Linked DNA regions of Homo sapiens: region 1 is linked to region 2. A link is a loop called in an ENCODE intact Hi-C map of the cell type or tissue named here. Cell type or tissue: PC-9. All regions are shown on one strand. Links, peaks and the distances in the headings refer to the core of each region. The heading gives the core; the rest is flanking DNA.

The links. Peaks named below come from ENCODE experiments on the same cell type or tissue, not always from the same donor. Only the 100,000 strongest peaks of a DNase experiment are listed, where the experiment ranks them.
Region 1: it touches region 2 in a loop (8-fold over the local background); 7 of 110 quality-filtered maps call a loop at or near these places.

Annotation. Positions count from the first base shown.
Region 1 is chr2:64,353,338-64,368,174 of GRCh38, forward strand. No RefSeq gene overlaps it. Among named protein-coding and RNA genes, the nearest start is that of MIR4433B, 20 kb to the left of the region's middle. RefSeq lists an enhancer at 10,567-10,706. In PC-9, for the core only: CTCF peaks have their summits at 7,164 (motif pointing right) and 10,623; DNase peaks (open chromatin) are centred at 6,864 and 9,474; H3K4me3 peaks cover 430 bases; H3K27ac peaks cover 5,432 bases.
Region 2 is chr2:64,446,111-64,460,947 of GRCh38, forward strand. LGALSL (galectin like) reads left to right here and starts at 8,052. Exons shown (of 5, transcript NM_014181.3): 1 at 8,052-8,471; 2 at 9,234-9,305; 3 at 9,479-9,567; 4 at 10,178-10,355; 5 at 12,175-14,837. The coding sequence starts at 8,436. The coding sequence ends at 12,318. It overlaps LGALSL-DT (LGALSL divergent transcript), which reads right to left and starts at 8,768. Exons shown (of 3, transcript XR_002959392.2): 1 at 8,415-8,768. RefSeq lists silencers at 7,809-8,228, 8,239-8,308, 8,399-8,698. In PC-9, for the core only: no CTCF peak of the experiment used is centred there; DNase peaks (open chromatin) are centred at 7,221, 7,921 and 8,581; H3K4me3 peaks cover 3,579 bases; H3K27ac peaks cover 2,542 bases.

The DNA.
Region 1 (14,837 bases), core at 2,779-10,778, 94 kb before region 2:
TTTGCCTCAAAGAAGAGGTGGAGAAAGAGATGGGGGTAGAAAATTTATTCAAAGGGATAATAACAAAGAAATTCCCAAACCTACAGAAAGATACCAATATCTAAGTACAAGAAGGTTATAGAACATCAAGCAGATTTAATCCAAAGAAGACTACCTCAAGACATTTTTAATAATTGAACTCCCAAAGGTCAAGAATAAAGAAAGAATCCTAAAAGCAGCAAGAAAAAAATATAAACAAATAACATAAAATGGAGCTGCAATACATCTGACATCAGACTTTTCAGTGGAAACCTTACTGAGAGTGGCATGAGGTATTTAAAGTGCTGAAGGGAAATAACTTTTACCCTAGAATAGTATATCCAGTGAAAATATCCTTCAAATATAAAGGAGAAATAAAGGCTTTCCCAGAAAAACAAAAGCTAAGGGATTCCATCAACACCAGACCTGTCCTATAAGAAATGCTAAAGAGAGGCCGGGTGCAGTGGTTCACGCCTGTAATCTCAGCACTTTGGGAGGCCGAGGCGGGCGGATCACGAGGTCAGGAGATGAAGACCGCAGTGAAACCCCGTCTCTACTAAAAATACAAAAAATTAGCCGAGCGTGGTGGTGGGCGCCTGTAGTCCCAGCTACTCGGGAGACTGACGCAGGAGAATGGCGTGAACCCGGGAGGCGGAGCTTGCAGTGAGCCGAGATCTCGCCACTGCACTCCAGCCTGGGCGACAGAGCAAGACTCCGTCTCAAAAGAAAAAAAAAAGAGAAATGCTAAAGAGAGTACTTCAGTCAGAAAGAAAATGACATTAATGACTACTAAGAAATCATCTGAACGTACAAAACTCACTGGTAATAATAAGGAAAAGGTGGAGATAGTGATCGGGTACAAAAAAAATAGAAAGAATGAATTAGACCTACTATTTGATAGCACAACAGGGTGATGATAGTCAATAATAATTTAACTGTACATCTTAAAATAAGTGAAAGAGTATAATTGGATTGTTTGTAACACAAAGGATAAATGCTTGAGGGGATGGATACCCCATTTTACATGATGTGAGTATTATGCATTGCACATCTGTATCAAAACATCTAATGTACCTCATAAATATAAACACTCAGTACACAAAAAACTAAAATTAAAATCTTAATAAACAAATATTACAAAAGTAAATATTGAGAACCCTTTCTCCCAGCTTTATGCCCACCACCCTGCAAATAGGTAATAACTTTTAGTAGTTTCTTGGTAATGGAACTTCTTTAAAAATAGTATTGAAATAGGTTTTATAAGTTAGATTGGACCCATCCACCTCTTTCTGGAAGAGACTAGCTGGTACTGAGCACTGAGCAGTGTGGTCATACTTGGGTACCACAGCGTGCACAGGCAGAGGCAGCCCCCCAATCTTGCAGACTGGCATAGTGTCCAGTGTGGGTGCAGTTGGATACCCCAGAGCCAAGCTAACAGGGCATGGATCTGAGGCCATCAGTGTGGTTGAGGTTTTCCCCCTGTGACATCTTTGGTCTAATAATAATCCCCAAGGAAAGGGTATCAGTGTTTCCTAGAAACACATGACGAAGTCTGTAATCTGTCCCACCTTCAACCACAAGCAAACTTCTGCATACTCAGGATTACACGCATCCTCACAACTGAGATGACATTCCAAACCACAAGCACAACTCTTTGTTTTTGTGGTCACCACGTACAACAAGATAGCAGTTGATTTCCTTCACTCTCTTGGTTATGGTTGAGGAGATCAGCGGGAGAGTGGGAGGGAGGAGCTCCCTTCTGAGGGCTGGTCCCACAGGGCCCGGAGCTGGAGCGGGAGCAGAAGCTGGACTGGGAGAGAGCACAAGGCAAGCTGGGGAGAAATGCTGAACCACCCTGCCACCTTAGCTTTAGAATGTGTCAAAGGCATCTTTTCCTCACGCCACTCCTGGCCACATCCCTACTCATCACTCATCTATAAGGTTGTTTCCCAGTGAGTCACCTTCTCGGGCTTGCAGGCAAGCTCCCAACTCCTTCTGGCCTCAGCCAAGGGCACTTTCCAGACTTCTCCACTTATTCCCACCCTCCACAGGGCCCTGGAAATGTCACTGAAATCTCTCATGGTGTGTGAACTTCCCGGTGCCACAGCACATCCTGGAGATAATGGCCAAGGGAAGCAGACCACTTGCCCATTGCACTTTCTGGGCCATCTGTCTGATTTGAACTTAGGAGGATGAGGAAATGATCGGGCAAAGACAAACCAAACAGAGCTCGTGGTCCCACCCTAGAGCAGCATGTCATTGCTTACCTAGCCTAGAGTGGATACATTTTTCTGTTTGGTTCAAGTAGCATTAATTAATGTGTTCAGGAAAGTGATGATTGTCATGGGGACTAAGGGGGAGAATTTAAGGAGGAGAGGGAAAGGGTGGGAGCCAAAGTTCAGAGAACAGGAAATGTCTCAAGAGCTCTGGAAAGACAGCCTGTGATCAAATGTGTAGATGTTGAAGGAAATTCACATGGAGGAAAGGTGTGGTGCAGGTTGGACTCGGTACTGAGGGCACTAGAAAGGCAAGATGCCAAGCACTTTCCAGCAGGGCAAGACGCCGAACGCTTTCCTCATTTTCCTCATGCTCATGGAAGTCTCTCCCCTCTTTCATTTGATCAATGCATATTAGCCCCTACTTCACTTATGGGCACTCAAGAATCAACTAAAACAATGTCCTTCTCTGCATATTTTTTCCTGTTTCATTGGATATCTCCTCCTCAATTTTTGAGAAGAAATACAAGGTTATAAAAATCTGAATAAATTTTTCTCTGGAAGACTGATTTCGCCACGAGTAGTTCATTTCCAGAAATATAATCCAGTAACTATGTCCATGCAACACTCTTTGTAAGAATTTTCACAAGTCATAGTCACTTGCTTTCTTGAGGGTGACTGGCTCTTCCTTCAGTTCGTGGGATAAAGACTAGATCACTACTTCATGAGTTAGAAACAGAGTAGAGGAGTGTTATTTTGGTTTTCTTCATGCTGTTTGGGACTCTTGCTGTACTTTTTCTAAAACTCTGTTTTTGAGGCCACACAGACAGAACATTCTTTTGTACTCTTGTTGCTGTCTGGTAATATTTACTTTCATCTTATGGATTAAAGAGAGCTCAGATTTCTATATTTTAATACATGTGACCTAGATAGTGGTAAACCACCCACACTCACCCATAACTGTTTCAGATATGATACAGTACGTCTAAATATGCCTTTTGAAATTCTGATTAGCTCAGGGCAGGGGAGTATAAATTGCCTATGTTCCACTGACAGGAATCTTGCTGTTGGAGACTTCTCCAGTACCCGCCAAGCACAGACCACCTGGGGGAAAAGAACAAGAAGTATTCTCCCTCCCAGCTAAGTAGAATAACCTTTACTTCTGTCCTTCAGCACATGAACTGTAACTAAATACCTGTTTCATCAAAGCCAGATCCTCCCTCCTCTGGAAAGATTCCCCATCTTCCCAGGGACTGAACTCCTTGGGATACCCCCTTTTTCTCCTTTCTACTGCCTTGTTCCCTCTCCCTGACCTCAGAATTATTCCCATCTGCATAAAAATACACACTAAAAATTCCCCTTTTCACATGTCCCCCAGCTGCAGCTGCACTCCTCTGCTCCCACCACACTCAACATTTCTAGAATGAGTCCCCTGTTCACTGCCGTAGCCTCTGCCTTCACCACACCACTGAAATAGCCCTGTTCAAGCCCGAGTGACTGCCCTGTTGCCAAATCCAGTGGTCATGTTTTTGTCCTAGTCTTCTCCCCCTGCCCATTCCCTCCTCCTGGACCCCTGCTTGCCTCCTGGGCCAACCCCTCTCCAGGTGTCCCTTCTCCTTCACCACCATGTCTGCCCAGTCTCCTCTACCCAGCTTTTAATAGCCCAAGCAGTCCAGGATTTGGTTCCAGCCTCTGCCCTCCTTAGTCTCTTCTACCTGAGGCACCTCATCCTTGTCTGGGGATTGAAACACCCTCTTTATGCTGTTGACTCCCAAATGTCACTCACCAACCCAGACCTTTCCAGCGCAAGACTGGCTCATACAACTCTATGTGGCTTCTCTCAGTTCAATGTCTCATGAATCTCCAAGTTTAACCCATCCAAACCAAGGGCCGATAGGCATTTCTGAGCATTTGGGAATTAAAGGAATTTATTCTTGCTGCCTTTGTTCTGGATGATGCTGCCTGCTGATAAAATCTCTCTCTCTCTGTGTGTGTGTGTGTGTGTGTGTGTGTGTGTGTGTGTGTGGCACCTGGAGTTCTATGTGTACAGTATCCTGACAGGCAGCTGTGTGTCATTTTCCCTGAGCGAATTCCTACTGAACTGCCTTTTCCTACTGGTTCTGTGATATTTTGAATCACTGCCTTCTGCACCTCAACACCAACAAACGTCCACATCCTACATATTTCCTGGAATGCTGGGAAATGCTCCCTAAATTATGATGACTGTTCTGCTGGGACTATGGGACCAGGTTATACCCTTTCAGGTAGGGATGGAAAGAAAGTTCCGCCTGAAGGAAAGAGATCATTAACCGTCATTCAATCCAGAAGAGTTGATTCTGGGCCTTAGATGTAAGCAAGACAAACCATGATCCCTCTCTGTGTTCATGGCATCAATCAAGCCTGGAGAAATTGAAGATGTCAGTAGTGGACTGGTCACTGAGTTACATGAACATAAAACAATGTTTGAAAGCTCTTTTTGCTTAAGTCAATTTACTCACGAGTCCAACCCCATCCTGGCTGTTCCCTAAGGTCCTAAACTCCTCAATCATGAATGCTTCCATTCAGGGAACACTGGGATAATAGTACACACAAGAGGAGAATGTGAAGCTCTGGCCAGAGGTTCTCAATTGTGCTACATGTTGGAATCACCTGGAGGGCTTTAAAAAATGTTGATGACTGAGACCTTACCCAGAAACTCTGATTTACTTCATCTGGGGCATGGTCTGGTCATTGATAGGTTAACAAAACCTCCCAGGTGATTCTAATACCCAGCCAAGATTGAGAGTCCTACTCTGGACTATGCTGGCACAAACTGCACAAGGTTTTTTTCTTCAACACATGCCGATTTCCAGCAGTATAATTTCAGCTTCAGAGAGAAGCTTGGGCTTGCACTCATCAGATGGCACTGCCTCATCATGTGCAGTGTAGGGCTGTGTTTCCCCTGATAGACTGTGAGTTCTTTGAGGACTGGGGCCATGTCATTGCGTCTGTTTCTCCAGTGTCTAGTACATCACAGGAGCTCAATAAATGATAGCTCAGTGAATGGATGAACATGAAGCAAGGTGAAGTAGACAGTTGCCCCAGTCCCCGTGCCCTTGAGTTCACCTTCTGAGATGCACCTGCAGTGGCATGTCAGTGTGCACTCTGCATCACAGTTCATTCTGAGCTTGTCTCCAAGTTTCCCATACAGGGCACTCCGTGTGGGATTCTTCTCCACACTCCCATTGTTCTGCTGCTGCCTCCTCCAACAAGGCAGGGAAACTCCCCACAATAGGCTGGTTTCCTATTTGTGATGGTGGGGGGACTGTCACCTCAAGGTGTTTCATCCAGCCATTCCACACCTGCTCTCCTACTGGCCTAGGAATGTGGTACCCTGAACACTGGAAGGTCTGGAACCTAATGGGTGGTTCTGAGAAAGCATTATGGATGGTTTCTCTTTGAGATGTGTCACTGGTTTGACATTGTCATCTGTCACTCTCTGAGTCTCAGGATGACATCCCTTAGATGGGGACTCTGGGGGTGGTGGCTGGAGACGCCAGCATCATTGGTGCTTTGCCTTTGTTTAGCTCAGTTCCTATTCGGAATCCTTCACAATGGGGTGTTTTAACCAGGGACTCATACATGGCTCTTGGGGAGGGAGATCCATGACCCCCTGGAGTCACATGTCAGTATTGTACAAATACACTCTATGCACATTTCTCTAAAGAGAGAGAACCCCTCAATTTTAATCAGATTCTTAAAGTTGTCCATGACCACAAAAGGTTTGACTCATCTACCTCCCACTGTCTTCCCCACAGTTTTAACTTCCCACTGTTCCTAGAAGGCCTTGAGAGGGTGAGTTCTAACATCATTCTGCCACAAAGACCTGGAATGGGGTTGTCTAGGTTAGACCAGCCTGTGCATGTAGAACAAGACTACAAATTATTTGGTTTTCTGAAAACTTGGAAGGTAAAGGGGAGTATTATTAGTGGCCATCCTTCATCTTCCAACATGGACATTGATGCCACATGCAAGTGCGTGTGCCTGAGTGTGTGTGTGCATATATGAGTGTGTGTGTCACTGGCAGGGCTTCTCACACTGAGCATGTGTGTAACATCTGACAAGCAGCTGTGTCTCATTTTTTCTCGGCTTTTCCTGGTTGACTGACCATACGTTTCCTAGGTTTTGTGATGCTTATGCAAAATGGCCAGAATGCCCTCAGAGAGCTCAGCTGCCTGCTACCAACACGCCCACTTCCTGCCCACCTTGGACTACTCACACAACCCCCTGTTTCATCCCTTTCTCCAGGGTGGATTCTGTTTATTTGCAGCAAGATGCATGCGGTGTTGCCTCCTTCTTCTCCCTGGCACTCTGAAAGCACTCTCTGAGGCTGGGCGCCACCCCTACCTGAGTGTGTCTCACTGGCAGCAGCTGTGGATGAAGGGAAGTCTTATCTTCCCTTTGGCAGAGGCAGCAGCCCATGGAGCGGGTAGCCAGTGCCGTGCACACTCAGCCCCATTCTCTGTGGCAGTGGAAAGAGTGACAAGCATGGGCTTTAAACAGGGAAGCCAGTCTGGGGACTGCTAAGGCTCTAATAAGGCAGACTCAGAGAGAGCTAGGTGACCCCGCCCAGGACTGAGTAACGTTTGAGTCAGCATGGGCTGGCCTGGAAACGCAGAGTCGAACCTGCTTGTTCTCTGACTAGCCTGAGACTTGGCTCACAGCTGTCCCAGGCAAAGCAGAACACGTGGGAGCCTTGCTCCCTGCCCTCCCTGATGGCCTGATCTCCAGCCTCCTTTCCACTGCCTTCTCCTGCCAAGCCTTATATTTCCTCCTGGAGAACATTTCTCCCTCAGGCAGGGGAGCCTCCCTCATCAGGCTGTTGGTGCTGGCATAGTAAAAAAGGCAGGATGGCACCAGGGGGCACTTGTCTCTGTGTATGTTGTGCTCTGATATCAGGGCGGTAGCTCCAGCATGAGGAATGTGGATATCCTAGGCTTTGCTGATTGAGGGGTCCTGAACCTATGGGCTTCTCTCCTTGCCCAGATTTTTCTGTGTGTAAACCCCATGCACATATGAACACCTACTTAAGTGCATATGGTACCGTATCTGGTGCCTGCCCTCAGACAGAACCAAGATATGTGTGGAAACCTTGTCTGCACACAAGAATAACGACAATTATTTGGAAACAACAGCTGACATTTATTGAGCGCAAACCATGCTGGATACCTTGCTATGCACTTAACGTGAATTATCTATTTTAATTCTCACACTACATGTGAAGTAGGTCCTCCTATTATGATATTTTACAGAGCAAAGTGAGGCTTACCAGAGTTAAGTAACTTGCTCAAGATACACAGTAAGTGGTTGAGCTGAGCATCAAATCCAAGTTCATCTCCACAGCTGCGTGCATAACAACCATCAGGAACTAACCCTGTGAGGACGTCAAGGCACTGTGAGCAGCCAGAGAGTGGTCCAAACAGCAGGTGACACAGGAATTCCGTAGAATGAAAAAGCCTGATGATAAGAGGAAGGCGAAGGAACAGAGTGGGAAGGAGAAATGTGATGATTCTGGAAAACAACACCTTGAACTTTGCCATGCAAATCTGTTGGTTCCACTTAAAGCTTGATATTGAGAAGTCTTATAGGGGATGCCCATAATGATCTCTAAACTACCCAATCTCCCCACTCTGACAGATCCTCCCTGCCACAGTTTCAGAGCCCTTTGTCATCTGCTGCCAGCCCCAGCCCACGCCGGCTGATTTCCAAGGGAGATGCTGTAGCTGCCCTTCGCGTCCACACACTCTGTCAGTGCCCCGGCCAGATCCACTCAAAACCCTCCCCACAGCCCACCCCCGCCAGCTGTGGGAGCTTTGCTGGGAACAACCTGCCCCTGTGGCTCCCTAACAGTCCTGTCCTCAAGCTAACAGAGCCACTTTCACCCTTCAGGAGCAGACAGGCTGGGAATGTATGAACCCTCGAGGCCACCTGCAGCCAATGATTGATAACCATATGACACTCAGCTCGCTTGCCTCAAGGTGGAACAAACTCTAAGGTGTCATTTCTACTCCAGAGCTCCTCAGGGGCCAGGCTGCTGCTGACTTCACCTGAGGTAGCCCCTTGCTTTCCTTTTCTGTTCCACTGTCCACATTCCCTTGCGATTTTCGTGGGAGCACAGCCTTCATAACCACATGTGCACAAACCCTTATCTCAGGGTCAGCTCCTGGAAGCAGACTTAATGTAGTGTGGCTGTGAAGTTCCACGGACATCTTCAAAGAGACTGAATTGACTTGAACTGACTATGCACCATGCCAGCCTGAGACTCTGGGGGCCTTCACTGGATCAAAGAACCACTGAAGGAAGAGGAAGCGATTCCATAGGGCAGGGAAACAGCTGGCTCTCACTGCCCCCAGGGGAAAGCCTACTACGCTCAGCGCCTTGGATGGCAGTCAGCATGAAAGGGTGAGCAGTGGTCCTCACTCCCAGAGACAGGACTGCAGCCCTCAGCCCTTGCTCATTCCTGCATCACAAGCACAGGAGAGGCTAGAATTAGTGAGGAAGGAGGAACAGAGGAGGGGGAATGCGCTGGCTCCTAAGGGTAGGTAAAAGGGGAGGGAGGACGTTTGGGGGAAGGAACAGGCTGAGTGATGAGGAGCAGGTCCTCTTGGGCCTTCTGTCCCTCAATGGAGCTAGACCTGAGGCCACAGCCTTGCAGCCCCCTCACTGACAGTCTGACCCCTCTAGTCCCCCTGAAGAGCCCTCACCCCATACCTAGGACAGCCACTGAATATGAGCCCTTTCTTCCTTCAGTTACTCCTGCTCCTTTAAACCACAGCAGACTCAGGTGAGAGTAGGTCGTGATTTCCACAGGGTTACCTCATCCAAGAGCTGTGCCCCCCAGAGCTAAAGTAAGGATGATTTCAGGAGAATACCCACAGAAAATAGGTCTCTTTCTCCATGGACATTCCATTCACTCCCTATACATATACGTGTTTCGACACACACATGCACACACACACACACACACACACTTGTATTTTCTCTTCTGTGCATTGACCTCAGTCCAGGCCTGCTGGTTAGGCAGGTGTTGTACAGCCAGACTCTGGGGTTCATGGATTTTCCTGGTTGAGTAAGAACTGACTGGCAGCCTGACAGAGCTAAGCACAAGCTCAGGTCACAGAAAAAGTGGTGGGGCTGCGAGAAGGAAAGTGAAGCACCCCAGGGCCTTGAGACCTGCCTAACAGCAATGAGCCACTCCCCTGCTTGAGTCATCTCCACTCTCTCCTCCACACCTGCACAGAAAGAGTGACCTGCTGCCTGGGGAATGCAGGTGCCTCCCTCCACAGCCTCGTCCCAGGGAAACAGCTGTTCTACCTTTGGGAAGAGGGAGTCTCTTCCTTGGCCCTGCAGGGATGCCGTCTCCTGCCTTCTTCCTCATTCCCAAAGCTGTGGCAATTCTCCCTCCCTGTGCGATGCCAGGCATGGTCTTTGCTGGCGTCCATTCTCCATTCATGGGTGTTCACCCATCATGAACCAGGAATGTGCTTCCTCCTGTCAGTACGGGACAGTCCTTGTATGGGAAACATACAATTCCTCCTCCCACTGTCAGAACTTCCACTGGTACTTCTCCCCACAGCCAAGCTCAGGCCTCAAAGTAGGCTGAGAAAATCTTCAGCAGGGAATATAGAGTTCTTAGTGTATATTTTTTTCCACTCGGGAAAAGCAACAAATTTATATTCCCTCAGTAAAAATTCAGTCAACCCTCAAGGCTACCATGGACAGTGGTGTTGGTTGTACCCTGCACAAATATGCCCTGCTGAGGGGATGAGTGGAGGCTGAAATTCAGCTACAGCTCACTTGCCACAGTGTGTATTCTGGTATGGGACTGCATCCGTTTAAAGTTTGCACAGAAGCACCTCTTGATCGTTGGGCTCCGTACCCAGAATGGGCACCTTTTCCTAAGGCATGCAAGACTCACTATAGGATAGCCTCTGCCCTGCCAACCTTGCTTCTCTCACCTCCTGCCTAGAAGTACTTTTGTCTTTGCCCATTCTTACAAGGCAGTATTTTTCCCCTTTCACCTCCTCCTTCTCTGTCTGAGGACAGTCTGATAGGATCAGAGACCCACAGACTGTCACTGCCATTGAGAAATAACATCCATGTGCCTTTTGAGTTCTTATTCTCAGATGGACAGCCACCCCAGTCATACTGGGCAGAGCTGTCAAGGGTGGTTTGCCCGTCCCTTCAGCCTGGTCTTCCTTCCTGATCTTCCTGTCTTCCTTCTTTTCCTCCTATAGTGTCCAGCAAGACCATCTCTCATGAAGCTTGCTCTTGAGGAGATAGAGTCACAGGAGGTGAGCAAGGACTAACCTGAAAAGATCCCCTCTAGCCCCACCCTGCCCTGGCTGCAGCCTCAGGAAATGGCAGGTGGAGCTCATCATCAGGCCTGGCTCCAACGCCCCCTTGCTTTTCTATGAAATATTTCTCTTCGCTTGTAGCATTGCATCTTCTTCTGCCAGGCTGTGAGCTGGAACTAAGCATCCCAGCTGGGGGCATTCCTCAGCACAGAGGGGAGCTTAAGCAAAGTTTGCAGAAAGTGCCTCCTGGGGCAAATGGCCTGCACTGGCTTCAGTCTGATGTGGTGGAGGCTGTCACTGCATATCTCAGACAGATTCTCCCTGCTCCTTTACCCCTGAGTTTTCTCTTTGCAACTTCCCTCCTCAGTTGTTTGCAGGAAGCAGCAATTAAGAGTTTGCCTTGTGTTGTTGGAGCTCCTCGAGCTTAACTCTGAAGCCCTTGGCTGGGCAGACCTCCTGTGGGTCCTTCTGAGGGCTTGGGGCTCGGTAGATAATTTAGAGCCAGTTTGGTTCCACGGATGGGGCCCACCCCACATCCCCAGGCTTCACCTGTAGCACAGGAGGGGCCAGACCTGCTCACTTTCAGGTGTACCCTGATCTGGGGACTCTGCCAAGCTCATAGCCAGGGCTCAGCCTGTTCCAGTATCATACTGGGGGTCTGAGCACAGCTTAGTAGGATAGGAGGCAGGGCTCAGATAGACCCAGACCATGGTTTGGAAATATCACGTTCCACTAAGAGGAATCAGGCACCTTGGAAAAATAGCCAATTCTAGGGCTGGAGCGGAGATATATGAGCTCGGAATACCTTGTGGCTGTGAGCCAGGTAGTACTCAAAGAATGACAGGAACATGTCAAAAGGACACAGCAGCCAGCTTTAAGGAGCTCCCACTGGCTGTGTTCAGGACAATTTGAGCATCAAAATAGTGATAATAATGGATTCTAGTCTATTTACTATGACAGGAATCTTTGAGCCCATACTGATAAAAAATGAATATTAATAAATTGAATGTTCAATGAAAAACAGGGCATTTACATAATCTCAATGTATTTCCCCACAAAATACTTAATTACAAAAGGGAAAATAATAATTTACAGTGGAGAAACTGGCAGACACCACCATAATCAAGTGACCAAAGTAAACATCACCAGTCATGGGACAAATAGAAATCACGTGGCACCTGGTAAAATCAACGCCAAGAGCACAGGAGGATTGTTGCGATGTGACTATTTGTGTGGAAAGGTGAGACTACAAATTCTACAAAATGGGTGGCTTGCGATTTCCAAAACCATCAAGGTTCTGAAAATCAAGGAAAAGTTGGAAGAACTGTTTCAGACTAACCGAAGAAGACTAAGGAGAATTGCCTGTTAAGTGTGATGTATGATCCTGGCCTCAATCCTTTTACTTTAACATATTTGGGACTATTGCACAACTTGAATTTGTCTAAGAATTAGAATGGTAATTGTATTAGTCTGTTCTTACACTGCTATAAAGAACTACCTGATACTGGGTAATTTATGAAGAAGAGAGGTTTAGTTGAATAACAGTTCTGCAGGCTTAACAGGAAGCATGACTGGGAGGCCTCAGGAAACTTACAATCATGGTGGAAGGCGAAGGGTAAGCAAGCACATCTTCACAATGGCAGAGCAGGGAACAGGTGAGAGAGAGGAGGGAAGTGCAACACTTTCACACCATCGGATCTCATGAGAACTCCCTCACTATCATGAGAACAATATGTGGGAAACTGCCCCCATAATCCAATCACCTCCCACCAGGTCCCTCCCTTGACATGTGGGGATTACAATTCAGATGAGATTTGGGTGGGCACACAGAGTCAAACCATATCTGTAGTGATATATCAGTCTTAATGAATAGATTTCAATGGTGGTTTGTGGTTATGTCAAAGAATATTCTTTTTTGTAGGAAATACACAATAAAGTATTCAGGGGTCATGGGGCATTATGTGGCAAACGTGCTCATTTGTTTCAGGGTAAAACAATGCTGCTCTTACAAACATTCTGTACATTTGAGATTGTTTCACAAAGTTTTAAAATCATTTAATTAATTAAATGAAACCCTGTACCTACAGTTAAATTCAGAATTGAGACATCTATTTCCACAGAAGTTTAAGTGTAAAGAAGTTAGAGGCTTTATGTGGATACATACTCAATATCCGAATAATATAAAAATGGCAATGATATTATATAGCTTGAAATATTATTCAGATTAAAAATAATCACATGAGACTCTGAGGGCAGAAATGTGTCTATTTTATTTACTACTACTGTATTCTCAGCAGAGGATTTGGCATTAATAAATATTTGTTAAATAAATGAATAATATGTGGCAAATAATAAGACCCCAATAAATGGTAATTTTTAAACTGTTGTTGTTACTTATAAGGATGGAAGTCAACCATGTGAAGCTGCCAAAATGTTGGTCTTAGGGTGGCACAAGGTAAACAATAGCTCAAACACATATCACAATAGTCCTGCCAAATCTGGACAATCATGCTCAGTTCTAAATGCAATATTTTAAGCTCTATCAGATTTAATTGATCTCAGCTGTAAATAACAGGATACTTGATTTACAATGTCTTAAATAAATGCAGGTTTGATCTTCTCATCACACTGAAAGTCTGGAAGAAGGCAGTTGGTGGTGGCAATTCTCATTTCAACAGTTTCATTGCCTGAGTCTCTGAGATATTTTTGGCCTCTCCCTCATGGTGATAAGATGACTACCCCAGTTCCAGGCATCAGATGCCCTTCCAAGGGGGCAAGAAAAGGTGAAGGGACTATGCTAGTAGCATCTATCACTACAATTAAAAAGGCAAAAACTTCCTTATAAGCCCTTCACTAGGTCTCTGTTTATGTATGATTGGCTAGAACTGGGTCACATGGCCACCCCTAGTTATAGGGAAGATTGAGAAAGGCAGCGTTTTGTTTTTCATGCTTTACATTGGGAGTAGCCACAGCAAAAGAATTGCAAATGTCTGCTGAGTTAGCCAATGAACAGTGTCCGCCGTAGATGGACACCAACCAAAACATGTCCAGAGGAACACAACTGGGATGCTAAGGGGTGTAGAGGTCATGTCCTGTATGGCTTGGTGGAAGGAACTGAAGTTGTTTGGACTGAAACAGAAACAACTTAGGAGGATGTAGCAGTCACCTGATAGATCTGTCACATGGAAAGGGAATTTACTTTCTCTGTACTGATACAGAAGACAAAAGTTAAGACTACAGGTGGGAGGTATAAAGAGGGGCCCCTGGTCTTAGGCTGGCCCTCCTTCACATGGCTGCTTTGTGAGGGAGTGAGAGACCCTTGCCTGGAAGTGGCCAGCAGTGGCTAGACTATCACATATCAGGGACATCCTCCATGGCATGGGGGACTAGAGTGAAGAAGCTAAAGTGTGACTTCCAAAGCACAGATTCACTGAATTTTCTGTGACCCAGTCAGAAGCCAGGCCCACGAAGAAGTGGGCTGGTTTTGCTCCTGCATAACTTTGTTTTCAACACCTTCTTGGTAAAAGGGAGCATCTTTCTTCTGAAGAAGTCAAAACACTAATTTATTTCTTTAGTCACATCCTACCGGGCTTCTTCTTTCCTGCACATAGCTTCAGGGGTGTTTTATCTACTCATTCACTTGAACTTGTGCGTAACTGAGGAAAGAGTGCTACCTCCTCACTGATGAATGCAACAGGAACTTTATGCTGGGCAGAGGGTTAGAGCAGAAAGAGTGGCATTTTGACCCCAGGCTTGAGTTGTCCTTAGAGACGAAGATAATACACTATCTGCTTGACTCACGCAGTTGTAGGACTAAGTGTTGCTGAGTGCTTTGAAAATCTTCAAGTGCTGAACTAATGATAACTATTACAATAGAAATGATTATTCTGTCTTCTGTCCTGTCACAGAGAGAATATCAAATACCTGGATCCCCAGCTGGAGAACCTTTAAATTGGTGTAAAAGTCTGTCTCCCCACAAGTGTTTTCTGTTCGCTGGGGCTTCACTAGCAGTTGTTTGAATGTTTCATGAGTTTTGTTTTGAGCCTTCTAAATTGGCAGTGATTTTTCTGCTTCTGTCTCTAGAGGCTTGAGCCAAAAAGATCAGCCTGAGTTAGTTCTTCCCCGGCCCTTGTAGCTGCATCTCTGCTGCTGCAGCCCAGCCCTTGGTCCAGGATCTGACCCAGAGGGGCCCAGGAAATGTAAACCACCTTCGGGAAGAGTGTGCTTTTCATGACCCAAATAGGCAAACATCACCTGCAGAGGAGCA
Region 2 (14,837 bases), core at 3,537-11,536:
CACTCATCATCAGGAAAATGCAAATCAAAACCACAAGGAGGTATCATCTTACCCCAGTTAGAATAGCTATTACTAAAAAGAAAGAAATGACAAATGCTGGCAAGGTTTTGGAGAAAAGGGAACTCTTATACACTGTTGGTGGGAATGTAAGTTAGTACAGACATTATGGAAAACAGTATGGAGAGTTCTCAAAAAAAAAAAAAAAAAAAACTCTGCAAATAGAACTACCATAAAATCCAGTAATCCCACTTCTAGGTATTTATCCAAAGGAAAGGAAATCAGTATATCAAAGAGATACCTGCACTCCTATGCTTATTGCTGCACTATACACAATAGCAAAGACATGAAGCAACCTAAGTGTCCATCAATGGATGAATGGATAAAGAAAATGTGGTATATAAACACAATGAAATACTACTTGGCCACAAAAAACAGTTGAATCATATCATTTCCAGCAACATAAATGGAACTGGAGATCGTTATGTTAAGTGAAATAAGACAGGCACAGAATGACAAATATCACATATTTTCACTCATATGTGGGAGCTAAAAGAGTTGATTTCATGGAGGTAGAAAGTAGAAGGATTGTTACCAGAGGCTGAGAAGGGTGTGAGGGAGGCAGGGGATGAAGAGGGATTGGTTAACAGGTACGAACATACAGTTAGATAGAAGGAATAAGTTCTAATGTTCAATAGTAGAGTTGGGTGACTATAGTTAGCAATAATGTATTCTATATTTCAAAATAGCGAAAAAAGAGAACTTGAGATGTTCCCAACACACAGAAATGATAAATACTCGAGGTGATGGATACCCTAAAGACCTTGACTTGATCATTACACATTCTATGCCTGTAACAAAATATCACATGAACCCCCATAAAAATGTGCAAATAATACATAACAATTAAAATTAAAATTTAAAAAGCTGAAATTTCCCCTCTCCATTTTACCCCACCTTCACACACACACACACACACACACACACACACACACACGGCAATCTTTTAAAAAGTCGTGCCAGCCCAAAGCCTCCTGAATTTATACAGTTTGAACTAATTATCAGGTTTCAGAGAAGCACTGAACCAACAAAGGCCAATAATGTGAATGAATGAAATGTGCTGAGTTGAATCAATGTAGACTGTCAATGTGAATTTCTTCTTCGGTTTAAAACATTTTCTTCAACTCTTAATCTTTCTCTATGGGATAATCATTTGAACAATTCAGGCCTGAAATCAACATGTACCAGAAAAACTGGATTTAGATGGAAATCATATTACCTAAATGGAGGTGGGATGCAACGAGCCCCTGAATTGAAAGCATTTCATTTTGATTTTCTGGGCTCTGTTGCCATGTTGGCAAGGGAGCTCCTACATCCACTCTGAATATGTCACATGGAAGAGGCATTGTGCAGGGGAGGAATCTATGATATGAGGCTAGCAGAGATATCCTTAGGAAATATGTATCTAAGAGGAGGGCAAGTATTTTAAGTGCAAGTAATGCATGTGGTCGTTTTTGCTCTTTTAAAAAAACTAAAAATTATCATAATGGCAACTAAAACAGAGCATAGCTCAATAAATTGTTCTTGAATAAATAAATGAAGTATGCTTTCTCTCAGTCACCTTGGGCAATCAAATTTGGATGCCAGGTTTAAATTCCCAGGTCTCTTCTGGTTGGTGGTTTGCTCAGAAGCTGTGCTGTTAACCCATACTCTGTGTAGTTCACCTTTGAAAAAATCCAGAAATCTGTGTCATCCAAATATGTTTCCTCCAAAAATCAAATGACCACCTGGCAACATGCCTCCTGGGTTTTCCTCCCCATTAGTCAGGATTTCCAAATGACTGCTAAATCCAAATCTTGGTCTTCTTCCACCCAGCCAAGCCAGGCAAGTTTCCATGAAACTACAAAACTAAGAAGCCCTTTATGCCACTTGACAACAAGAAAATAAAATCACAGAGGCGGTAAAGAGGAGAACTATAAACGAGCAAATGAAAACAGAAATGACAAGCATAATGAGAGAGCATAATTAGGCCTGGAGCACCGCCACACAGGCCTGTCACATTCCTGATGGGTAAAAGATTGGCTGACCACAGACCCGCCTGTTGGAATTGCCAAAGGTGAGGCTGGAGAGAAGGCTCAGAAGCACATGGTTGACTCTTTATACACAAAAAGCTCCACTGGAAAGAGTGTTAAAATATCTCATTCACACTGTCAGTTCCAAATGCTGGAAGCAAGGGTTCTGTTTCCCTGGACAGCGCGCATTCCACTTCTCCATTGGCCAGGCTTTCTGTTCTAGGGAGGACTTCTCAGACACGTAAAGGGTCCACGGTGACATTCCCCGGGGCTTGAAGCAGAGCATACCTTTGAAGCCTTGAGCTCCTCCTGGGAATGCGTTCATTATTCTCTTCTTAAGCTGGAGATTTTCTGAAATCAATCCTTTCTGCACTAAGTAATTAAAACACAAGCAGAAGGCTCATTCTAGTCTCCTCATAAATAAACCAAAAATAAGTGAAATGTTGGAACTGGCATTGACTGCCAAGTTTTATGGCTGTCCCCTAATTACTTTGGTACAACACACATTTGTGTGTGTCTAAAATAATTATTTGATAACCATGACCATAGTTCCTAAAATAATTAAGAACCATAATCACATTGTGAAATATAGAAATACAGCCTGATAAATGTTTGCCCTCCTACCTAAGTAGGTAAACAAAAGGATGCTGAGTTTGTGTATTTTGCTGCCTACATGAATATTGATCATGAGCGGACTGGCCTGAAAAAGCAATTATGCAGAACTGAAAGCTTGAATGGACCTGTAACACTGTGCAGTGTCTTATTCCTCAAAGTGGAATACCACCATCCTTTGAGAGCTGGGGTGAGGAGGGAGTCAAAGCTGCAGGGTAAACAAGATAAACATTTGGGATGCTGTACTATAGGTAAAGGCGTGGGGAGCACATTATGTCCACATCAAAATAAACATGGCAATATTATGGAACAGAATGCACAATGCACACAAATCTCTCAATATTACAAAGACATTTTGATCTGGCAGCTACACCCACAGGGTCCCTCATGGGTCATCCTTCAGTTTAGAGGTTCTTTGTGGAATCATTTGCAAAGTGCTCCTAGGTAATCAGGAAGCAATGACTTGCCAAATAAAAAGGAAGGTGTTTCTGATGTGCATGTATCAAATCTAGATTTGACTGGAAAAAATTTCATATCATATACATAAATATGGATAATAGGAATCTTAAGGAACCTTCTAGATCATTGGTTGTTACAGGGTGAAAACTGGCTTCCCTCTACCCTTGTAGGTTCCTTGGCTGGACTATGAATTAATTTGACATAAGACAGGTTAACAGGAGGAAAACATTTTAATTACATACATACACACGGGAGTCCCACACATTATGAGACTCCAAAGGGTCAGATGGTTGGAGCTCATATAGTATCCTGAGCTACAGAAAGGAATAGGGCTTAGGGCTTCAAGAGGATGGTGGCAACGTAAGTTGTGGGAGGGTGAAAGTACGAACGTATGGTGAATAAAGGTCATCTTGTTATGTAGATAAAGTCACCCAGAAAATAAAAGTTGTCTGGAGCAGCCCTCTTCATGATGCAGATACTGTATTAGATTTCCTTTATAGATATACATTTCTTTTACAAAAGGACAGCTTTTCCAGCTGCAGTTTCTTAGAATAATCAGCTCAAAATATGCCAAAGAAGTATATTTTGGGGTGCCATATTCTAGCCTCCTACAGTTACATTTTGGGGTAGTGTATCCTGAGCCTCAACTGGGGACAATTTGTGCCTTCCCTTCCAAGAGGGGCATTTGTCAATATCTAAAGACATTTTTGGTTGTCACACTAGGAGGGGGAAGTGCTATTTGCATCTAGTGCTCAACGTCTTCTAACACATCAGACAGCCCCCCACAAAAAAGGGTTTCCTAGCCTAAAATGTCACTACTGTGAGGAGAAACCCTGCTTTAGAAAATGTGTATATACACACCGATAGAAAATGAGTGGTCTGTAAGTTCAAGTTGGGCCTTGGGATCATGGCCCATAGGAGGCCTCAGATGGCAGGCATGGTGGAAGGGATGGAGGCACGTGCCTCTCTGGACCAAGGCACAGACGAAAGGCAGCCTCTGGGAGCAGGGGTTCAGTTCAGCTGGTTGCCACACCAGAGAGAAGAGTGGGATTAGAATTCAGGCCACAAACAGAGCTGCAGTGTGGTCTTCGAAGACTTGTTGTTGTAGTTCTGCAGCAGTTGCTGCTATGCATATGCTTAGGGATATGCCACCTCCTTCAGAAAGTGGCCTTAATCCTCCAAATGGGAGTGAATCTCCCCACATCAGTGCTCAGGCTGTGGGTCTGAGGCCTTTATTATCTTACCCACTAATACATCCTGCCATTATGTCCCAGAGTAGACGGTAAGTTTCCTGAGGATGAGACTCATGCATTTTCACCTATCTCCATAGTACCACGGCATGTAGCAATACTGATAAAATAGTTGCTGAATTGTCATCAATATTTATTCTTCCTCCCAATATTAGAAATTCCATGTGCATACATTTGAACAAAACATATAAAATGTTAAGGTAAAAAGGAAGTAATCTACTATTTTCTTCTGGAAAAATCATTTAGCAAAGCCCATCTTCAAAGATTTGTTTGTACTTTTTTTCAAAGCTAATAATCTGTTTGACTGCCTTCCCCACTTCTTTAACGTTTTTAGTAGTTTCCAGTGGTAACATGGTTCATCTTGAAATTTAACTACTGCATTTCATAAATGGGTCCCAATTTGGTTAATGTTTTTACACACAAATACCTATAATCAAAGCATGGAGCAAATTTTGCCTATTCTTTGCTATACAACTCAAAAAAGAATTTTTTAAGCTCTATAATTCATTAGTTTGCTAATGGCTTTTCCCCATAAGAGATAGTTTGACCCTGCTCAACTTTTAGTTACAGCAAAAAAACTCATTCAGGCTTTCTCTCTGCTCTTCATATTCAAAATAAACCATTCTATAGACTGAGAAGGAATCAAGCACTTTTGGAATAAAAGGCAATTTTCCATGATAAAACATTCTGAGCACGTTTAGTACCTTCCTATTCTTTACATTCCTAAAATGTAAGAAACTCATCTCCAGCAATCCAAATATCTTAAACTCCACTTACAAAACAAATCAAAGGGTTATTCTTCGCCCTACAAAAGCACTTATCAAAAGATTCAACCCAAGATTATTTTCATTCAGCAGCACCTACTCTCAAACCCATTTCAATTTAGATAGTATTTACACAGCTTTTCATGAACCAGAGCTTTCTAAGAGCTAAGAGGGAATGATGAATGAGTTCTGCCCCTTAATTCTGCAAGTGAGGAAACTGAGGCTCAGAAGACCATATGAACTCTCCAAGCTGCAGGATAACAGCTGGGACTTATCAAGGGCCCAGGGCTTCTCACATCTTCACCACTTCCACCATGTCAAGGCCACCATCACGTCTTGTTTGGAATGCTATAGGAATCTCCTAGGTCCCATTTTTACCCTCCCTCCTATCATCCACCCTCTCTCCAAAGGCCACTCCATACAGCAGCATGTGGATGAATCTACAATAGAAGGCAAACTATGTCCCTCCTTTGCTCAGAAACTTTTAATATCTTCCTATTTCCCCATGTAAAAGCCAATCCTCAACCACAGTGTAGAAGGGCTATCCATTTCTAGCTACACATCTCCTCAGTCACTGCCCCCAGCCCCAGTACTTGGGGACTTTGCCCTTGCAGTTCCCTGTGCCAGCAAACTCTTCCTCCAGATGTCCACATGACTCACCCCCCTCCTTCAGGGGTCTTCTCAAATGTCACTTTACCAGAGGTGGCTTCCCTGACCATCCTGTATAAATAGCATCACCCTACCTCCTATCTCTCTCTCTACTGGCTTTTTAATTATTTTTATTATTATTGAGACAGGTTCTCACTCTGTCACCCAAGCTGCAGTAGAGTGGTGAGATCACAGCTCACTGCAGCCTTGACCTCCTGGCTTCAAGTGATCCTCCCACCTCAGCCTCCCAAGTAGCTGGGACTACAGGTGCACACCACCACACCCAGCTAATTTTTTTTTTTATTTTTGTAGAGACAGAGTCTCTCTGTGTTGCCCAGGCCTGTCTCAAACTCTTGGCCTCAAGTGATCCTCTTGCCTCAGCCTCCTATATTGCTGGGATTATAGGCATGAGCCACCGCACCTGGCCTTATTACTTTTTCCTAACACTTTTGTCACCCGACATATTTTGTTTATTGATTTCCTTTGCCCACTAGAATGTAAGCTCAGCAAAAAAGTAGCCTGCTGGATCCCCAGTGCCTGGTATACAGCAGGCACTCAGTATTTTGGTATAATAAGTGCTTACTATGTCCCCAATACTGTTTTAAGGAAGGTATTTACTTAATCTTCCCAATAACCTGAGATAGGCATTATTATCATCATTGTCATCTCTGAGTCACAGATGAAGAAACTAAGGCACAGAGAAGTTTAGTAATTTTTCCAAGATCACACAGCTAGTGAATAGTAGAGCCAGGATTTGAACGCGAGACACCGGCTCTTTAACCACCATCACATGTAGTGTCACCCTTATTGTGTCACTCAGTTAATGATAAAGAACTACTGCACTTTAATGCTTCTTCTCTATACCAGACTCTCAGAAATTGATACATACTAAAGTATGCTTTCAAATGTCAATCATTTCCTATAAGTGCCTAACATTTTAAAGTAATAAAGTGTGATTTTGAGCTAAGACTGGTAAACAAAGTGTGCTGCAGCCACAAGCGTACTGCGCTTTAGCCTCTATCTAGTTCAAGAACCACTTCCAGAGGATATGAGTGAGGCTTACAGGCGTGTGCAGGTAATTCTCCCTGCTCAACTGAGATTACCATCATTAGCTCTGGTCCATAAAGGGAAAACTAAGACACAAAAGCCACATTGATGTTCTAGGCCACACAGCCAATTGCAGTGACTAGAAGAAAGAAGCCTCCCCGGGCGGCGAAGGTTGCAGTGAGCTGAGATCGCGCCACTGCACTCCAGCCTGGGCCACAGAGGGAGACTCCGTCTCAATTTAAAAAAAAAAAAAAAAAAAAAAAAAGGAGCCTCTGAGGGGCCCTCTGGGACTGCAGTAGGTCACACATGCTCCCTGCTTATTAGCATAGAACGCCCCGGTGATTCATGCAATGGAATGTTTCAGCCAAGGATGTCACCTAATAGAGGATATGTTGATACAGCTTTATCTGAGAAGTTACATAATCGTCCTAGTGTGGAAATGCCATAAAGGAATTTCTGGCTTGAATAAAAGAGGTGTGTATCCCCTGGGAAGTACTCCACAAAGGGTATGAGGAGATTTTCAGTGAGAAGCTGACTACCCCAGACTGGGCAAGTGACTTGTTAAAAACAGGGCTCAATGGAGGCTCTCTGAGGACAGTGACTGCGCCCACTTTGATTTGGTAAGGCTTTGACTCCTGCTCGAGAGAGTCCAGGGACCCCTAGACCTGCCTGTCCTTCCACAGGGAAGAGCGACCTTTCTGTATCTAGCCTCCTGGGATAGAAAGGTCCCTACCTTGAGTCCTCTCTGCTTCGTTCTTTCAGGTCACACATTTATTTCTGCAAGCCTTCAGACCTTCCATTCTCTTTCTGCCCTAGAGAGCAGAATGAATCCTTCCCCCGATTTTGTTGGAATTCTCTGAAAGAAATCCTGCCAAGTCTCCCACTCTGGAATACCACCCCCAGCACCCAATCTTCCCTCGACCTCGCCTCCCATCGCCCCACCAGCGCCCAGGACGTGGCAGGAGGAAGGAGGCTGGAGGGAGGGGCGCGGGTGGCACGAGCACCTGTCACCTGACCGGCTCGGGCCCTCACTTCTCCAGCCCCGGCCCTGCCCACCCTCTGGCCGGTGAGAGCCGACAGGGCCCCCGCCCTCCCGGACCCGGACAGGCCCGTCCCTCCCGCCCCGGCCTCCGCCACCGTCCAATGGCCGAGGGGCAGGGCCCGCTGAGCAAGCCGCGGCAGCCCCGCCGGGTCCCCGCCCTGTTCCCGGTTCCCGAGCCGGGCCCCGGAGGCCTTTAAATGCTGCCCAGGGCCGACGCGGCACGGCCCTCGCCACTTTTCTTGGTCGGGCAGCGGCAGCGGCAGCGGCAGCAAGCAGCCCCGTCGGCCCGGGTCCGGGGCCGTTCTGGGCCGCGGCAAGCACCTTCGCCCTCCCAGCTCGCGCTGCCTCCCTCCCCTCCCCTCCTCCCAGGCTCTGCCTGCCAGGTCGGCGCCGGGCCCCGGGCGCGCGCGCGCGCGCCCCCTCGTGTGTGCGCGCGCCCGCCGCCAGCTCGGACCCGCGCCCCCGCCCCCGCCCCGCGCAGGACAGCCCCGGGATCCCCGCCCGCGCGCCGCGTCCCACGTACCCCGCCGCGCCGGGCAAGAAGATGGCGGGATCAGTGGCCGACAGCGATGCCGTGGTGGTGAGTGTGGCAGGGCGCGCGCGAGGCGCCCCTCCCCGCCGTCCCGCACTCCGCCGCCGCCTGCTCCAGCAGTGCTGGGGTGCTGAGCAGCCGCAGGCCCGGCCGGCGCCCGGCGCGTGGGAAGGCGCCCGGTACCTGTTAGCAGCCGCTGGCTGCGCGCGGCCGGTGTTAGGGGCTGGAGAGGCTCCCGGGCTGCGGGGCTCTGGGCTGGGGAGGGAGTTTGGGGAGGATGGCGGGTAGGGACGCCCGACAGCCCCCTCTGTGCCGTGCAACCGCCAGCCAGGTGTGCGCGTGGGTGAGTGTGTCCGGGGCGCGCGCCCCGCCACCGCCCCCGACGTACCGGGGATTCCCCCTTGGAAATGGGTCGGCGCCCGGGGCTCCCGAGAGAAGTTGAGCACGGCCGCTGCACTTCAGTCACGTCCCGAAGGACAGGCCTGGCCCACCGCGCTTCCAGAAGCGTTTACGGTTGGAGAGGGGCCTGCCCTCCTCCGGCGTGGGGCTCTGGCTCTTCGGTGGACCTCGACCTTGATTTTGATCTGGATCTGAAGGGTCTGCGGATCTTCAGAGGCTTAACTACCGGGTGGAAAGGATGGGTTTTGTTCGGGGGTGATGAGATTATCTAAGAGACGGTGAAGAGGCATCATCTGCAGACACTGTGTGCATGTGGAAGGCTGCTGGATTCCACCACATCTGTGTGGGTTCTTCCTCCAGCCCCCCAAAAAAGAGCCCATGGAAAGCCAATCTGTGTACTTCTATTTTTAGAAACTAGATGATGGCCATTTAAACAACTCTTTGAGCTCTCCAGTTCAAGCGGACGTGTACTTCCCACGACTGGTAAATGATTTTGCTCTGTGTCTCTGCCTGTACCTTCCTCCTTTCTCATTGCTTTTTAAAATTTTATTCATTTGTTTATTGCATTTTCCAGTGGGTCAGGCCTTCAGGGTCTGAGGTCTTGGCTTTTCCCTAACAGGCTGTAAAATTCATTTTTCTTCTCCCACCCTTTTCAGATAGTTCCATTTTGTGGGCACATTAAAGGTGGCATGAGACCAGGCAAGAAGGTGTTAGTGATGGGCATCGTAGACCTCAACCCAGAGAGGTAAGGCAGAGTCTTTGTCAGGACAGAACTATCAGGCTGTGGCTGAGCCCTGCCCACTTCTGTTGTGGTTTAGCACTCCTCTTCCTCTCCTTGTGGACAGTGTTGCTAGTTGCCAGTGCCAAGAAAGTACCATGTTCCCATGAAACGAATATGTATGAATCCCAGCCATCATTTCTCCAGACAGCTATTTATATCAGAGATTATAAATATAGGCCCACATTTTCTCTTTGACCCTTAGGGAGGCCAGAGGATTTTTTTTTTTTTTTTTAATGGTTTTGAAACATGGTGCCAGGAGCAAGAACTATCAAGATGAATAAGAACCCAACTTAACATTATTTCCCCTGGTCAATTTCTGTGGCTGTTTTTGAGAATTCCGAAGTGGAATTCTCTAATTTTAGTCATTTTCAACACCAAAGTTTTCACCAGAGCTTGCTTTAGGTAACAAAATAAGCTGGTTTGACTTACTTCTCCATAATCTAACCTCTCTTGAAGAGTAGTGGCCTCTTAAAAATGGACAAACCCAGAGGAGGAAGAAGAAATATAAGCACTTGGGTCATTTTGAAATGTTTTTATATCCAACCCTTAATCAGTGGGATGATTTTCTTTTCAGCTTTGCAATCAGCTTGACCTGTGGGGACTCAGAAGACCCTCCTGCCGATGTGGCAATCGAACTCAAAGCTGTGTTCACAGATCGGCAGCTACTCAGAAATTCTTGTATATCTGGGGAGAGGGGTGAAGAACAGTCAGCAATCCCTTACTTTCCATTCATTCCAGACCAGCCATTCAGGGTGAGTACCTCGAGTGCCTCGGCTCCAGCCACTGGCAGGCTGATAATGTTCGACTTACCTAGTGTGTGCCAAGAACACTTGAAGCAGCCAGAATTTCTGCATGTCCAGGAAATTTGTCACCCAATGGTGAAAAAAAAAGATCAAAAGAGCTCTGTTTGCTGATATAAATTAACACTTGCCATAGTATCTTCTTAGTTCTATTCAGGTCATACATTTAAATAGACCCATATTTACATGTCCAAATTGTTAAGAATAAGTAACTTTTCTATGTAGTACCCAACATATAGTAGATACCTACCCCCAAATATCTGATTGATTAATCAATACTAAGTACCCACTTATTAAATATTAATATTAATAAGGTTGAGAGCTAATAAGTAGCTCTTTTATTTGTATGACATTTTAAAGAATATGATGATGATCATTTCATTTTCTCTTGTTCCCTTTGCTAATGAGGCCATGTTCGTGTCCTTGTTTCCCCCTCTGGATTAATTAGCCTCAGTCTATTTCATGGTTACAGGCTGTGTGGCTGACAAATTCCTTCCCTTGGGGCTGGATGAATAAAGATTTGCTCCCCACTATCTTCTGGGCAGGAAGCACAATCCAAACTTTTCATCCAATCAAGCAGCATTAGCAGCCCCTTCCTCTATGAAAGGCAATGCCAAATAAGAGATGCAGGTAGTGGCACAGTGGCTTGTGCCTATAATCCCACCACTTTGGGAGGCTGAGGCAAGAGGATTGCTTGAGCAAAGGAGTTCAAGACCAGCCTAGGAAACACAGCAAAAACCCTGCCTTTAAAAAAAAAAAAATTAGCCTGCCATGGTGTCACACACCTGTAGTCCTAGCTACTTGGGAGGCTGAGACGGGAGGATTGCTTGAGCCCAGGAATTCAAGGCTGCAGTGAGCTATGTGTGCATCACTGCACTCCAGCCTGGGTGACAGAGCAAGGCTCTGTCAAAAAAAAAAAAAATAAAGGGAAATGCAAGTAGTAATGGTGTTAAAAAGGGGTCAGACCTAGTGATGAATTGTCATTACACCTTAACATTACATCACAATAATGACAACTCAGTTAAAAGCTCCATGTTACATGTGAGCCCAATAAAACACAACTACACTTAACTGGTTACCCTTCATCTAGAAATTTTCAAGTGCCTCATGAAGAAGTAATTCTTTCACTTCTCTTCTTACATTCTGGGGAAAATAAGAATCCATGATTTTTGCATTGGTGGTAGAATTGAGATAGTTGCACTTCTAGTTATAGTCTCTGGAAGGCACCCTTGACCCATTATCTCTCCTCATCCCCTTCTCTAGAATGGTGATGTCCCCTTGGGCTCCTCTTGGCTAGGATAGTTTCTTAGTGATGAACCTTAATGCATAGCTCATGAATGTGAGTAACCACAGCTTCTGACTGCCAGGAGGAATATAATGCTCCCAACAGCAAAACTGAAGTGAAATAGGCCCTTCTTGGTGATAAAATTTAGTAATATAAAATAAATGTGACTAGTATCACATATGGAGCCTCCTTACATGGTGAATGCCAATGCTTTTAATAAACCCATCATAGCACACTACCAGTAATTGAACTTTATGGTAAATTACTTGAGGAAAAAGCTTTTACACTTACATTCTACACAGGAATCAGAAATTTTGGAGGTAGAGCCCAACAATCTGTGTTCTAACAAGCCCTCTGCAGGTCTCAATGCATTCTGATGTTTGTGAACCACTGAAGATACTGCCTTTCTTTCTCTAAAATGAAGTATTGTTTGTTTTCCCCAGTAGCGTTCATTGAAATTGTGGATTATTATTTTGTTTCTTCCAGGTGGAAATTCTTTGTGAGCACCCACGTTTCCGAGTGTTTGTGGATGGACACCAACTTTTTGATTTTTACCATCGCATTCAAACGTTATCTGCAATTGACACCATAAAGATAAATGGAGACCTCCAGATCACCAAGCTTGGCTGATTTAAACCACCTCTATTTCAAATAGGATCACGTGCCACAACTATCTGACTGTTGGTCTGGAAGAAGTGTCCTAGCAAGATCTGGAGACTTAAAAAGAAAACAAAAACAAATGGCAAGTTTCACTTAAGGGTGGTTTGCCCTTAAGAAGAAAGCTGTTGGGACAAAGACACCGAGCCATTATACCCAGAATAAAATAATACATTTATGCTGGATTTTATTCAGACCAAACTAAAATGGATTTGTGATGATTTGTGATTTGGTAGCAAATTATTCATCTTTTCAAAGCAAGGCAATGCTTAGAAACAGAAGTGCTAAAGACACTTAAAAAGCCAACAACAACGGTACAGTGAAATCAATGCATTTCTGCACTAAAGTGGAATTGTGTAGCACAACCAATATTTTAGTCAGGGTATTTACATAGAATGTAGGTTGTTCAAGGTTTGACTTTTTTTTTGTTTTTTGTTTTTGTTTTTGTTTTTGTTTTGCACAGCATAATGTTAATTCAGATTGTTGAAGCTTTCTTGTAGTTATTTATTTATACTCAATGTATGTATTAAAGAATGAACAATGTCTCAAGAACAGCAAGTTGTAAACTTTTGAATGTATAAATATCTTAGGTCCAAGGGGAGAAAATTACATATTACAATTATGAAACAGGTGAATTTCTGCTTTAAAGAATTGAGATTCTCCATACCCCTAAACTTAGGATCTCTTGATATAAACTGCTGTAAGTGCTTTTGGGAAACCTTTGCAAAACCATTTTGATAAAACTGCTTTCCAAGTTATTGTTGGTTATGTAAAATTCTATTTACATTGCTTTTTCTCCTTACTGGGAATTAGCACATTATTGGCTTCCTTAAGACTAATTATTTCTCTCTTGATTTATATAATAGCTCATTAAGTTGTTATTAATCAAAAACACAAAGAGGTGATTGCTTAGACAATTTTTAAAGTGACTATAGTATAAACTTTTAAAAGAATAATATGAAAATGACTGTGGAATGCAGTGTAAAGCAGAAGCAAACGGCCCTGAATAACTTACTTGGAAGTAATTTATATCAACTTAAGCTGTTAGCTCATTGTATAACTTTTCTTATGTGACCCTCACCAATATCCCTAAGTAATGCCTTTGGAAGCTTCAGAGTAGAAGATGCTTCCTACTGTGTTGGCTCTGAGGAGATAGTAGGATTAGATAGGATCCAGATTAGGAAATGATCCAGTTAGTTTATCTGAAAGGTTAACTCCCAGGACTCCAGGTCTTTGAATCCAGCCAGTAGAGTGAATGCTTCCAATTAAGCTGTAGGTGTTACCCTGCACTTACGGAACTGATCAAACAGGTGACTCCAACAGGAGGTTGCAGTACTGTAAACGTCACCGCAAGGCAAGGGATGCTTAAAGTCCTGGGTTCTGGACTTTAAAAGCTACATTGGCCCTGGAGGGAGGGACCCTTGGCATTGCTTTGATCAGGTAGTGAGGGAAGACAGGGTTCTGGGGTGGGGGTGTATTTATATATAATTTAGGTTTTGTTTGTACAGCATACTGTGTCTTGTAATGACACATCCTTGTCCTGCTTTCCTTTTTTGAGTTTTTTTTTTTTTTTTACACAACATGCAGAGGCACTGAAGTGACCATGTCATTTTCAAGTGTCAAGAATGTAGACAGTGTTTCAGTACCAAAGTCTAAAATAAACTAAAATTATGAATTTTTTATAGGTGATACATTTGGATTCTTCTCAACTTTGAAACTGTTTAGCACAGTTCCATTGTATTATATAAGAAGACACTGTATCCAACAAGACTGGCTGTACATTGAAAAGCTTTATGTACCAGCCAACTTATTTAACCATATTCAGCCTGTTCCGTGGGGGCTGTTCTGTGGTTCCAGGTATTTTCAAGCCTGTGATTAACTTCTCATGGCTTGTCACTTAAAAGTCCCTAAATTTGAGAGACTTAAAGGGCACCTTGAAATACATTTGTGGAGTTTTGATCCAACTTATGGTGGAAGAGCCCCATAGGAAGACTGTTTTGAGTGGCCAACCATTCCCACCCACTGCATAATTCAGCAGAAACTAGAGGAGCAGGGCGTGTACTGATTGGAATTGACACGCTTATTCTGTCTACCTATCAGCTAACTCATTAGCAGCCAAGCCCTTAGGCAGCTTAGTGTGAAAATACAATGTTAACTGTTTGTTTCTCTGTGAGGTTAGTGGGAACCGCTTGGATAAGCCTATTGGGATTAATCTAAATGATGTGATGATTTGATTCAGGTATAGCCCAAATTAGTAAGGGGCTTTAGCTGTAAACTGAAAACAATATTCACACCCTCTCCTGGGCCTGTAAGGTCTAAGGTGAGAATTTCAGGATGGAAAATGCAATGTAAAGCTTCCACAGGAAAGTATTCGGGTATGTAAGGTGTTATTTCTGACCAGAGCCCTAGTTCTGCAATAACCAAAACCAAGGAGTATAAATAACAATCAGGCTCTGGGGGAATAGAAAGCAGGCTTTAGACAATCTGTCCAT